Regions from separate parts of the Homo sapiens genome. Here all the other regions are linked to region 3. Evidence: chromatin contacts called from ENCODE Hi-C or POLR2A ChIA-PET data. All regions are on one chromosome and are shown on one strand. Each heading gives the region's core, a stretch centred on a gene start or an enhancer-like site at or near the end of the contact. The rest is flanking DNA. Distances are from core to core; before and after follow the strand shown. Region 1 overlaps UBR2 (ubiquitin protein ligase E3 component n-recognin 2). Region 2 holds the start of CCND3 (cyclin D3). Region 3 holds the start of MRPS10 (mitochondrial ribosomal protein S10).

The links. A loop is a pair of places that touch in the nucleus more often than their neighbours do. ChIA-PET counts read pairs that join two places held with the same protein, here RNA polymerase II (POLR2A). Pooled maps may share reads with other maps.
Region 1: a loop to region 3 is called in a pooled map, with 2.6 times the contacts of the local background. The contact joins the enhancer-like site here to the promoter of MRPS10 in region 3. A Hi-C loop is called at or near these places in 3 of 50 pooled maps. POLR2A ChIA-PET finds 5 or more read pairs at or near these places in 2 of 52 experiments (GM12878 and K562).
Region 2: a map of mammary epithelial cell shows a loop between it and region 3 (2.5-fold over the local background). The contact joins the promoter of CCND3 here to the promoter of MRPS10 in region 3. A Hi-C loop is called at or near these places in 4 of 168 maps with a recorded cell type or tissue (GM12878, K562, mammary epithelial cell and 1 more), 3 of 37 single-sample maps with no recorded cell type and 23 of 50 pooled maps. POLR2A ChIA-PET finds 5 or more read pairs at or near these places in 3 of 52 experiments (HEK293, HEK293T and activated T-cell).

Annotation. Positions count from the first base shown.
Region 1 is chr6:42,659,031-42,663,017 of GRCh38, forward strand. UBR2 (ubiquitin protein ligase E3 component n-recognin 2) reads left to right here. Exons shown (of 47, transcript NM_001363705.2): 30 at 626-825; 31 at 3,154-3,247. Among named protein-coding and RNA genes, the nearest start is that of PRPH2, 62 kb to the right of the region's middle. Within about 2 kb of position 2,726, at least 3 of the 41 ENCODE cell types and tissues checked have a DNase peak (open chromatin) inside an H3K27ac peak, as active enhancers do.
Region 2 is chr6:41,939,001-41,943,063 of GRCh38, forward strand. It overlaps CCND3 (cyclin D3), which reads right to left and starts at 2,808. Exons shown (of 5, transcript NM_001760.5): 1 at 2,452-2,808; 2 at 1,370-1,585. The coding sequence starts at 2,649. RefSeq lists enhancers at 1-94, 95-910, 491-785, 1,867-1,996, 2,039-2,990 and a silencer at 2,507-2,956.
Region 3 is chr6:42,215,860-42,220,068 of GRCh38, forward strand. MRPS10 (mitochondrial ribosomal protein S10) reads right to left here and starts at 2,002. Exons shown (of 7, transcript NM_018141.4): 1 at 1,943-2,002. The coding sequence starts at 1,990. RefSeq lists enhancers at 114-716, 717-1,318, 1,890-2,169.

The sequences.
Region 1 (3,987 bases), core at 1,476-3,975, 440 kb after region 3:
ATTTTCTGCAGAAGACCTTGGACATTCATGAAAGAATGAGTACACTACACTCAGTTACCTAGAGCGTATGACATCTGTGTTGAAGATTAGATTACTGTGAGGATTAAAGGAGATGGTTTTGATACATACCAAAGACTTGACAATCCAAGTTATCAAAACCATGTGTTAAATATATACATTCCTGGCTGTGCGTGGTGGCTCACGCCTGTAATCCCAGCACTTCGGGAGGCCAAGGCGGGCGGATCACAAGGTGAGGAGTTCGAGACCAGCCTGACCAACATGGTGAAACCCCATCTCTACTAAAAATACAAAAAAAAAAAATTAGCCGGGTGTGGTGGTGCATGCCTATAATCCCAGCTACTCAGGAGGCTGAGTCAGGAGAATTGCTTGAACCTGCGAGGCGGAGGTTGCAGTGAGCCAAGATTGTGCCACTCACCCCAGCCTGGGTGACAGAGCAAGACTCTGTCTCAAAAAATAAATAAATATATATACACACACACACACACACACACACACACACACACACACACACTACACACACACACACATACCTGTAGTCTGCTATTTTGTGATTATATAGAAAGTTTTGGGATCATTAATTATATTCATAACCTTTGTATTGCAGCCCTGTGGCTTCAGATATGACACTTACAGCACTGGGCCCCGCACAAACTCAGGTTCCTGAACAAAGACAATTCGTTACATGTATATTGTGTCAAGAGGAGCAAGAAGTTAAAGTGGAAAGCAGGGCAATGGTCTTGGCAGCATTTGTTCAGAGATCAACTGTATTATCAAAAAACAGAAGTAAATTTATTCAAGATCCAGGTAAGTCATAGCTAGATCCTCATCTTCCCTTTTAATAACAACTGCCAGTTAATGTGGTTGGTGATACGTTGAGATTTTTTAAACCTAAAAATAACTCCATGGACTTGGATGGTATCTTTGGCAGGTAACTTAGGCAGGAATTCCCCACTTGGCAGATGTGGAACCACTCCAGAAAGTTGCACCTGAATCACATAGCTGATAAATAGCAGGGATTCAAAGAAAAGCTTTTCTTTGTGATGTAACATTACATACTTTGGCATTTCACAGTCTTTTCCATCCTTCAGTACACTTGCAAAGTCCTGGTCATTTGTTGACACACTGAAATAATAATTGTTTTGTCTTATTGATAGAGCCTGAGTGGAATCTCCTGAGAACAGTGATGGAGAGTTACCTATGTAAGAGGCAATCCTTGAGCCAAATTGTTTTAGAATAGTAATACCACCACAGATCGGGTTCCCCAGAAAGCAGATTCTTGGGATACAGATTACCGTGCAGGACAGTTGAGGGCCCTCTTTCAGCAACTGAGGGAGTAAAGCAGGGAGATCCAGTCCGCACATGATTTTGTCCACCACAGACACATTTATTTCTCTGCTTGTAGGTTGTGCTCTGTGTGCGTGTGCTTCAGCGATACCCAGTAAACTTCTTGAGAGTAGGAACTGTGTCTTGGGAATTCCCAGAGCACTGCTTTAACCAGTGCCTTTCACACTGCAGCGTGAAAGGAGGTTTGAGAGCCCACTTTTAGAGTTGCCTTCTCTCTGTAAAGAAAGTCTTTGCATCCTACTTATGAAAGGTTGGTCTGCTTCATCTTTAAAAATGGTCATTTAGGCTGGGTATGGTGGCTCATGCCTGTAATCCCAGCACTTTGGGAGGCCGAGGCAGGTGGATCACCTGAGGTCAGGAGTTCAAGACCAGCCTGGCCAACATGGCGAAACCCCATCTCTACTAATAGTACAAAAAAAAAACTAGCCAAATTTGGTGGCACGCGCCTGTAGTCCCAGCTACTCAAGAGGCTGAGGCATGAGAATTGCTTGAACCTGGGAGGCAGAGGTTGCAGTGAGCCGAGATTGCACCACTGCCCTCCAGCCTGGGCAACGGAGCGAGACCCTGTGTGGTTTTTTTGTTTGTTTGTTTGTTTGTTTTTAAAAAAAAAAAAAAAGGCCAGGCGCAGTGGCTCATGTCTGTAATCCCAGCACTCTGGGAGGCCAAGGCAGGCAGATCACAAGGTCAGGAGATCAAGACCATCCTGGCTAACACAGTGAAACCCCATCTCTACTAAAAAATACAAAAAAAAATTAGCCAGGCGTGGTGGCAGTTACCTGCTACTCGGGAGGCTGAGGCAGGAGAATGGCGTGAACCCAGGAAGCAGAGCTTGCAGTGAGTCGAGATCGCGCCACTGCACTCCAATCTGGGCGACAAAGCGAGACTGTCTTAAAAAAAAAAAAGATATTTAAACTAGGTGCTTTATAAATTTCATTCCAGGCCAAAGACAAAGTTGCTAATTTTATTTAACTTATTACTTCTGAAGAAAAAGCATTAGCTGGCTATAAGTGGATTTTCTTAATGCTTTGACATTTGCACTGTTCTAGTGTTAAAGCAAATTAAAACTATTAAAGCAAATTAAAAGTAGTTCTTTCTAGAGTGTTAGGAAATTTCGAAGATTATACTAATTTATATAAAGAATTCAAAAATTCCAAAAGAAGCCAGACATCCATCTTGTTTTTCATGATTTTTCATCCCCTTTGAATATAAAAATTAGCACCAGGACAGAAGACTCTGAATTACCTTTTTTCCCCCCATCTGATCTGGTCTGTGCTTAGATTTTTTGTTGTCACTTTGGCTCTGATGTGATTATTCGCTGTATGAGTGTTGTTAGGCAGTCTGTCCTCTAGGGGGCGCCCCGTTACTGCCAAAACATTTTTTATTAGCGATCATTTTAACCCAGCTGCCCTGAACGCACATAAGGCAGCCCCATGAAGAGAGTAGCTCTTTTACCTGGAGCTCAGGGTACAATGGGAGGAATTGGAATATCTCAGCACCCTGAAAGTGTGAAATGTTCAAAAGATTGGATATATTTAAATTCATAGTTCTAATTTCAGTTTAACAATTTGAGAATGTTTAATTAATTTGCTGTGGGTGGTGAAAATTAGAGAGTCCTACTTTCTAAATAATCCAAGGTGTTGCATAAATTGGTATCTCAGAGGAATAAACTAGCATTTCATTTCAAATTTCAAGTCTTTATCAAGGATTTTACAATTTAAAGTTACACATTTGTTATAGGAAAATTAAATGCTTCACTTTTGTTTTGTTTTGTTTTGTTTTGTAATGCAGAAAAATATGATCCATTATTCATGCACCCTGATCTGTCTTGTGGAACACACACTAGTAGCTGTGGGCACATTATGCATGCCCATTGTTGGCAAAGGTAATGTATATTCTTAATATTTGTCAAGAGAAGTTTATCTAAGGGCTCAATATTTTTTAAATAGAGGAAATTTCATTCTAGAAAAAAGGAAAAGAACTAAAAATGTTGAAAAAATCCGTATCATTGCCTAATAAATAACAAAAGTTATTTGCCTTGTCATAGATGTAAAGTGTATGTCAGATATGTTTTTTAATTTAGCTTTATATCCAAGTCTCTTCTATATCTTCCAAAGAAGGAAGTGGATCTGTATCAGTCTGTGGATGAAGAAAAGGGTTTTTACAGTAGGATAAACTCTAGAAGGGTAATGTTGTCTTTCTTTGGGTCCAGGGTGGACAACTTTTGATTCCATAGATGTTAGTACTTGCTTTGTTACTTCCCAAAATTGTAATGGCTCCCTGTGATGAGATGTCCTGAATTTGTTCTACCTTGGTGTTTCCTATGCTTCTACAAAACCAACAAATCAATAATACTATTATTCTAGAACTATGCTCACCCAGTTATCATGAACTACCCCTAACAACTAGCCACCACATTGTAGTCCCAGCTACTTGGGAGGCTGAGACAGGAGAATTGCTTGAATGTGGGAGGTGGAGGTTGCAGTGAACCAAGATTGTGCAACTGCACTCCAGCCTGGGCGACAGAGCAAGACTCCATCTCAAAAACAACAACAACAACAAAAAAAAAACAAATAGCCACCAGCCTTGGGGAAGTGGCAAGAGAACAATGACACCAAGAAATTT
Region 2 (4,063 bases), core at 1,558-4,057, 280 kb before region 3:
ACCTCCATCTTTTCACAAAAAGGAAGTTCCCCTTCTACCTTCCAGCCCCAACCCCTCCAAAAACATCTTGCTCTCTGGCCCTGGAAACTAGCTCCACCTTCAGACTTGCCAAAAACTACCAGATTCATCACAAAGAGCTGTGGCGCCTCCTGGATTCCCAACTCTGGCCTCCTACTCCCATCTCTGAGCTACTTGGCAGGAAGAGGAATCCTGTTCCTCGACTCACAGCAGTCGGGGGCCCCAGTACCCTGGCTTCCCTGCCAGCCAATCACAGCAGCCTGCTTGCTGCCCTCCTCCCTGGGAGATGGGGCCCAGAGACTCCTCTCAGGGTCAGCAGAAGACTTGGCCCGCCACAGAGCAAGGTGGAGGAAGGTGCCAGCTCACCCACCCTCTCCCCCAGCCTCCCTAGGAGACAATCTGCATGTCCTAAATAACCTCTTCCAGATCCAGCAGCTCCCCCGCCTCCTCCCCAGGCTCCTTCTGAGGCGGGACAGAACCGGTGACTTTCCTGCCCGGCCTGAGCCCAGCCCAAGTTTCCAGCAAGAGGCCCAGGGAGCCACTTCCCAAACCACAGGAGTGACAGCAGCTCCCCACAGGGTTATGAAAGACCTTGGTCAGAGAGGGCGGGCCAGGGGAGGGGGCACCATTATCACATCGGAAGCAGATGCAGCTCACCTCCCTGTCTGTCCCTCAGCTTGGGCCTTGGGCTAAGGGGGGAAGAGGGAGCTGTTTCCACCAGGCCCAAAGCAGCTGCTCCAGTTCCTCAGAATGAGGACGAGGAAGGATTAGGAAGAAGCTGTTTCTTCCGGGATATAAGAGGAAGCAAAGAAGGTGGGATGAAATACATCAGCCCTTCCTTAAAGCAATCAGGGCCTGGCTTTAATTGGCTCTGGGAGGCTTTTCTATCACAAAGTCCACATGAGGATAAAGACTCAACCAAGGCAAAACCCCCTCCCCCACATGAAGCACATTCCACTCCCCTACTCCAGTGGGGGTGTGCAGGCATGCCCTTCTGCTGCCAATAAATAACTCATGGTGGCTGCGTAAACCCAGAGGCAAAGTACTAGTGAGTGTAGACATGCAATTTGACTTGTTGCTATCTGGGGGAAAGACCAGGAAGGAGTGGCATCCCCTGGAGGTCAGGAGGAGGGGGTTTAATGCCTGCCTGCAGCTCAAGCCTGGGCGGGAGTGATACTAACCATCACACCACAATGCCCCATCGTTTGTTCCACCCCAATTCCTTTCCCAAAGGTCCTGATCCCCTTGCTTCCTCTCCAGGGGGCAGAAAGCCTCTGATATCTCAAGCTTTCCTTTTCCTGGAAAGTGGGGAGACAATACGTGTCGGGGGTGGGGGGAGTTACACACGCACCCGCAACTGGCGGGGAGAGACAGCGTGGTCGGTGTAGATGCACAGTTTTTCGATGGTCAGGGGCGTGGTCTCGCGCAGCTTGGAGGCCAGCAGCATGCAGACCGCACCCAGGAGCTGCAACTGCGCCTTTCGGGTGGGGACGCAAGACAGGTAGCGATCCAGGTAGTTCATGGCCAGGGGGAAGACTTCCTCCTCACAGCGCTGCTCCTCACATACCTGGGGGAGGGCGCACAGTCACTGCTGGGTCTGGAGCGTGGGGAACACAGCAGCGGGGGGGTGGGAGCGCTGAAGTGAGGTGGGATAGGGAGCAAAAACGGCAGAGAGGGTAAGCTACTTAGAGAGACAAGGACCAATAAAGGAGGAGGATGCGCCCTCCCCAAGGTGACGCCCCCCACTTCCTCTGCGCGGCCTCCTCCCCTCTCCCCTTGACGGGGGAGTGGTAAAGCCAAGGAGCCCTTGCTCACGGAGGATTCCAAACGGAGACTCCCCTCCCCCACAGCGAGGGGAAGTGGGACGCAAGGGTCACCCATGGTAGCCAGAGAGCTGGGACCTCACCCCCATCACCGCCACCACTGCACACACCCGAGGGGAAGGGAGGAGGCTCCTGCCGCTGCCTCCTGCACTTTTCATTTCCCTGTCGGCCGGAACAGGGCGCGCGCCACCCCCATCGCCTTCCCCGCCAGAACCCCGCGAAAGACACAGGAACCGGCTCCCGGGCGGGGGCGGCCGAGCCCAGGGTTTTCCAGGCGCGCTCTCCGGAGAAGGCCGGGAGGCGGAGGGAAGCGGGAGACGCTGTGAGAAGCCGAAGGGGAGAGAGTGTCCTTGGTCCCGTTTGCTCGGCCCGAAGAGAGGCACAGTTAGGGTGCCAAGTGACTGGCAGTCACTGTCGGGAGGAGCCGATTAGGGCTCGGGAAAGCAAGGGAGGCAGCTGGCGTGGGTGCCCTAGTGAAAGGCCAGGCCCCGGGAGTCTTAGCCTCGGAGCATCCTGCAGATTGCTGTGGGGACCGGGATGTCCCGACAGGGCGGCCCCGGTGTGTCCAGACCCGGGAGCGGTGGGGGAGGGGGACGCGTCCGGGCGGTACCTCCAGCATCCAGTAAGCCAGCATCTTCCGCATGTGCGGCTTGATCTCCCGCTGCACGCACTGGAAGTAGGAGGCGCGGGGTACGTAGCGCTCCTCCAGGCGGAGCAGGCTCTGCAGGACACGCTGGTCCCCCAGCAGCCGCGGGTCCGGCCCGGCCCGGGGCGCGTGCCGGGTGCCTTCGCAACACAGCAGCTCCATACTCGGGCAGCGAACAGGCAGGGCGGGAGTGCGGGCTCGCGAGTCCCAAGGCAGGCGACGGGCCGGAGAGCGCGGGGCGCGGGTCTGGCGCTGGCGCTGGCACTGCGCGGCGGATCCCCAGCCCGCCCGCCGCCCGCGCGCGCGCGCCGCTTCCCTGACAGGCGCCCCGCCCCTCGCGACGATGTAGCAACCGTGGAATGCTCGGACGTCGCAACGCTCCGAGGGGCGGGGCTGCGGCGCCCCGGACGGAAAGGGTTGGCTGAGCGCTCTCCCCTCCCTCCCGCGGCCCCATTGGGCCGCTGAGCGCAAGCCGGCCGGCTTCCGGGCACTCCAGGCCCTCTGGACCACCGGGTGCAGAGAACTTTCTAGGAGGTGGGCCTCCTACCCACCCACGGGCCCTCCCATTTTGCTTCTCGGACTCTAGTCACCCAGGAAACAATTTTTCTCCAAAGGTCATTCATTCACTTATTCATTCGTCAAACCCTACTTCACCGGCTGCTTGCTCTAAGGAATGCGATAAATAATGTCAGAGCTAGTTCTTAGTGAACGCTGCTCGAAAGCCTCACGATGTAATGACTCACTACATCTTCACGAAAACTCGGAAACCGAGGCAACTGTCATTCAGTTGGTCCGTGGCAGAGCTAGGATTGGGAAGCTGGCCTTCTTGCTGCAGATTCTGTGTTCTACACCATTGCTAGTTAAACTGTGATCCCAGACCTGTCCCGTGCGTGGTCATCGCCTGGGAGCTGGTTAGAAATGCAGACTCTCAGGCCCACCCCTAACCTGAATCAGAATCTGCATTTTAACTAGATTTCTGTGCACTTTAAAGTATGAGAGCTTTAGTCTAAGTCAGCATATAACAGAACGGAAAGGCCATGGAGTCATGGCCTCACCTTGTTAAGTTGCTTGCCTAGGTTTGGACAAGCCCCTAAAGTCGGCCTTAGTTTCTGTTTGGAGAAACTGTGGACGGAGAAACTAGATTCTCATTGAATCAGTTTCTTGCACAGACTCTGTGAGATCTACCGGTTGCATTTCTTCCACCTCCCAAACTTTTGGTTACTTTGTAGTTTTACCGGAAGCTAGATTCCACTTGACGAAGAGGCCGAAAAAGACCTCCAATAATGCTCCAAATGGGAGGAGGCCATGAGGATCCCTGCCCTACTGGGGTCCTCCTGACTTAGGAGACACTAAGGAAGTGTCTAACCATTTTCTGTTAATTATTCTTTTTTTTTTTTTTTTTTTTTTTTGAGACGAAGTCTCACTCTGTTGCTCAAGCTGGAGTGCAGTGGTGCGATCTGGGCTCACTGCAACCTCCACCTCCCGGGTTCAAGCAATTCCCGAGTAGCTGGGACTACAGGCACGCACCACCATGCCTGACTAATTTTTGTATTTTTCGTAGAGATGGGGTTTCACT
Region 3 (4,209 bases), core at 752-3,251:
GAGGTATGTGCCATTCTTCAGACAAAATTGCATAGAAAATTCCCTCCCAACAATTACACCAGTGACCCCACAATCGAGTTGTGCAAGAGGAGCAAGAATATTACACTTCTCAGTCACATTCTCCCACTATAAACCTCTGCTTTTTCTTTTCTTTTTTTTTTCTTTTCTTTTTTTTTTTTTTTTTGAGAGAGTCTTGCTCTGTCGCCCAGGCTGGAGTACAGTGGAGCATTCTCAGCTCACTGAAACCTCCGCCTCCTGGGTTCAAGCAAGTCTCCTGCCTTAGCCTCCTGAGTAGGTGGGATTACAGGGGCCCACCGCCACACTCAGCTAATTTTTGTATTTTTAGTAGAGACGGAGTTTTGCCATGTTAGCCAGGATGGTCTTGATCTCCTGATCTCGTGATCCGCCCACCTCGGCCTCCCAAAGTGTAGGGATTACAGGCGTGAGCCACCGTGCCCGGCCAAGAAGTTTTTAAATTGCATTTTTTCTTTGTATTTCTTGAGAGAGAGAGAGAGAGAGAGAGAGAGTGTGTGTGTGTGTGTGTGTGTGTGTGTTGGGGGAGTGGTGGTTTGGAAGGGAGGGCTGTCTGGGTAAATTTGTCTTAATAAAGCAGTTCAAAAATTTCAATCTCTAATACCATCTGACTTTTCTCAAGAACAGTGGTTTTCAGGCCGGGTGCGGTGGCTCAAGGCTGTAATCCCAGCACTTTGGGAGGCCGAGGCTGCCGGATCACTTGAGGTCAGGAGTTCGAGACCAGCCTGACCGACATGGTGAAACCCCGTCTCTGCTAAACATACAAATACTAGCTGGGCATGGTGACGCATGACTGTAATTCCAGCTGCTCGGGAGGCTGAGGTAGGAGAATCACTTGAACCCGGGAGGTGGAGGCTGTAGTGAGCCGAGATCGTGCCATTGCGCTCCAGCTTGGGCGACAAGAGCGAAACTCCGTCTCCAAACAAAAACAAAAACAAAAACGGTGGTCTCAAAGTGTAGTCTGAGGACGTCTGTGGGGTCTGAGACACTTTCAGGGGATCCGGGAAATCAAAACTATTTTCATAAAACCAAAACGTCATTTACAACTTTTCCACTCATTCTCTTACCAGTGTACAGTGAAGTTTTCCCGTGACAGCCTGAGGTGTGATATAGGAAAAGATTAAATACAGAAGCAGATTTGAATCTAGCTTTTATTAAGCCAGAAATTAAAGAGAGCTGCAAAAATGTAAAACATTGCTGCTCCTTACTCAGTTTGTTCAGAAAATATATTTTTCATAAAGTATTAGTTGTAACATGTAATGAGTTAGTGTTACTTTTAAATCAATATATATTCTTAAGTTTTATTTTCCAAAAAGCTAAATATAGATAGCAAAAACCCACAAAAACAAAAGCTCTCTGGAGTCCTGAACTCCGAAAGTGTAAAGTGGTCCCAAGGCCAAAAAGCAGGAGAACCGCTGCTGAAAAGTTTTTGCTCCTCCTGCAAATAACTGCGCAGAGGATATCTAACCCACTTCTCTGGCTTGAGACCTTCATCTAAATTTGGATGCCAGGAAAGCATCTCAATTTAGTTCCATGGGAAGAGTCTGATATCTTGCACCAGCTCAGCCTCTAATTTTCGCGAGGCAAATTTCCTGTCTTCTCTGAGCCTCAGTTTATTTTGCAAGCGTGAAAGGAGGGGTTTTGGAACATACGAAGTACAAAATCTTTTCCAGCTCTGACATTCTACGATTATTCTTGTTCCTATCTTTGCCTGGACTCACTAACTTATATTTAATTCCATGAGAGAATTCTGATAAAACTAGCCCCTTTCTCGTCACTTTCCTGTAAACGGCGCGAGGTGAGGGATAAATATCAGGAAAAATCCTGATGGGCAGAGCGGCTGGTGGCAGGGAAACTTAAAAGCAACTATCCCGGTCAGCCCTCCTAGTCTCCCTAGCCAATCCAGTACCTGCCAGAGGCGCCGGCACACAGCACCGAACGCTGTCCGCGCCGCCATCTTGCCGGTCCCGACCTCTCAGGATTGCTTCCGGGGTTACAGCGGCGTCCTCAGACCATAGAGTTCCGCAAAAGAAGAGAGTACATCCTCATGTTCCGGCGCTGGAACAACCATAGAGACATGAACCTGTGCTTTTTGGGGGCGGGACAGTTGGCTGGCCAGGCTGGTTTGGCTCCGGCCAGTGTCTGGATAGTTACCAAGCCCTATTAATGTTTTCACCTTTAAATTGTTGTGTGTGTATACACACACACACACACACACATTTATTTATTTACTTATTTTTTCCTTTTAGAGACTGAGTCTCACTCGGCTGCCCAGGCTGGAGTGCAGTGGCACAGTCATAGCTCACTGCAGCCTCAAACTCCTGCCTCAAGTGATCCTCCTGCCTCAGCCTCCCAAGTAGCTGGACTACAAGTGCGTGCCACCACAGCCGACTAATTTTTTGTTTTTTTTTTTAATTTTCTTGTAGAGACAGGGTCTCATTATATTGCTCTCGTTATTTTGTGGGCTGGTCTTGAATTCCTGTCCTCAAGTGATCCTCTGGCCTTGGCCTCCCAAAGGACTGAGATTACAGGCATGAACCACAAAGCCCGGACTGAAACTAGTGTATTGACACCATTTACTTCAGTACTGGAATAATGGGTGATTTATTTTCCTATTTTTGCATTTTTCAATTTTTTTTGCATTTTTCAAAATTTTAACAAAATCTATATTTAACAAGAAAAAGAAAAGTCGGCCACTACCATTGGGTCCAGTTGCCACTCAGTTACCTTATTGCAGCGGCTTTCTAATTATGGTTCTTAATCCTTTCTTCCTTCCCCACACCAATTGGAATTCCTGTGCTCCAACCATTTTGTATACCGCTGTCCTACTGATCTTTCTAAATTATTCATTTCCTTATGTTACTCTAGTATTTAGGAATTTACAATGGCTAGCTTCACTTACAACAAGCCAAAGTGTTTTGTCTAATTATTAATGTCCACCATAATTTTTTCCAAGTAAAAAGATGTATAACTGGGATTTGCTATAATAAAAACTTCTTCAGGCTGGGTGCGGTGGCTCACGCCTGTAATCCCAGCACTTTGGGAGGCTGAGGTGGGCGGATCACCTGAGGTCAGGAGTTCGAGACCAGCCTGGCCAACATGGTGAAACCCCATCTCTACTAAAAATACAAAAAATTAGTGGGGTGTCATCGTTGTGTGCCTGTAGTCCCAGCTACTCAGGAGGCTGAGGCACGAGAATTGCTTGAACCCGGGAAGTGGAGGTTGCAGTGAGGCAAGATCGTGCCACTGCACTCCAGCCTGGGAGACACAATGAGACTCTGTCTAAAAAAAAAAAAAAAAAAAGAAAAGAAAAGAAAAGGCCAGGTGCAGTGGCTCGGCTCACACCTGTAATTCCAGCACTCAGCACTTTGGGAGGCCAAGGCGGGTGGATCACCTGACGTCAGAAGTTCAAGATCAGCCTGGCCAACATGGCAAAACCCTGTCTCTACTAAAAATACAAAGTCAGGCATGGTGGTGTGCACCTGTAATCCCAGCTATTTGGGAGGCTGAGGCAGGAGAATCTCTTGAACCCGGGAGGCAGAGAGTGCAGTGAGCCGAGATTGAGATTGTACCACTGCACTCCAGTCTAGGGAACAGAGCGAGACTCCGTCTCCAAAAAAAAAACTTATTCCATTTGTGCAAATCTTTAAAAATTTATTTTTATTTTTCCTTTTACTTTCTCCTCATCTTAAAGTCTGCTTCTATAATACTATATTGTCTTTTTTGTGTGTGTGTGTGAGACAGTGTCTCGCTCTGTTGCCCAGGCTGGAGAGCACTGGCTTGATCATAGCCCACTGCAGCCTCAAACTCCTGGGGTTAAGTGATCCTCACACCACAGCCTCTGGAGTATCTAAAACTACAGGTGTTTGCGACCATTTTTTATTTTATTTTTATTGTTTTGTAGAGACAGAGACTTGCTATGTTGCCCAGGCTGGTCTCAAACTCCTGGCTTCCAGCAATCCTCTCACCTTGGCCTCCCAAAGTGCTGGTTTTACAGGTATGAGCCACTGCACTTGGCCCATTTGTTCACATTTCTAAGCTTTATTTCCCCAAAGTGCTTTCACATATGCATTTTAGCCTAATGGAAAACTCTAGCCTTATAATCAGATCTGGTTTCTAATCCCAGGCTTACCAGTTAGTTGAGTGACTTTGAGCAAGTTACTTCCTTACCCTCAG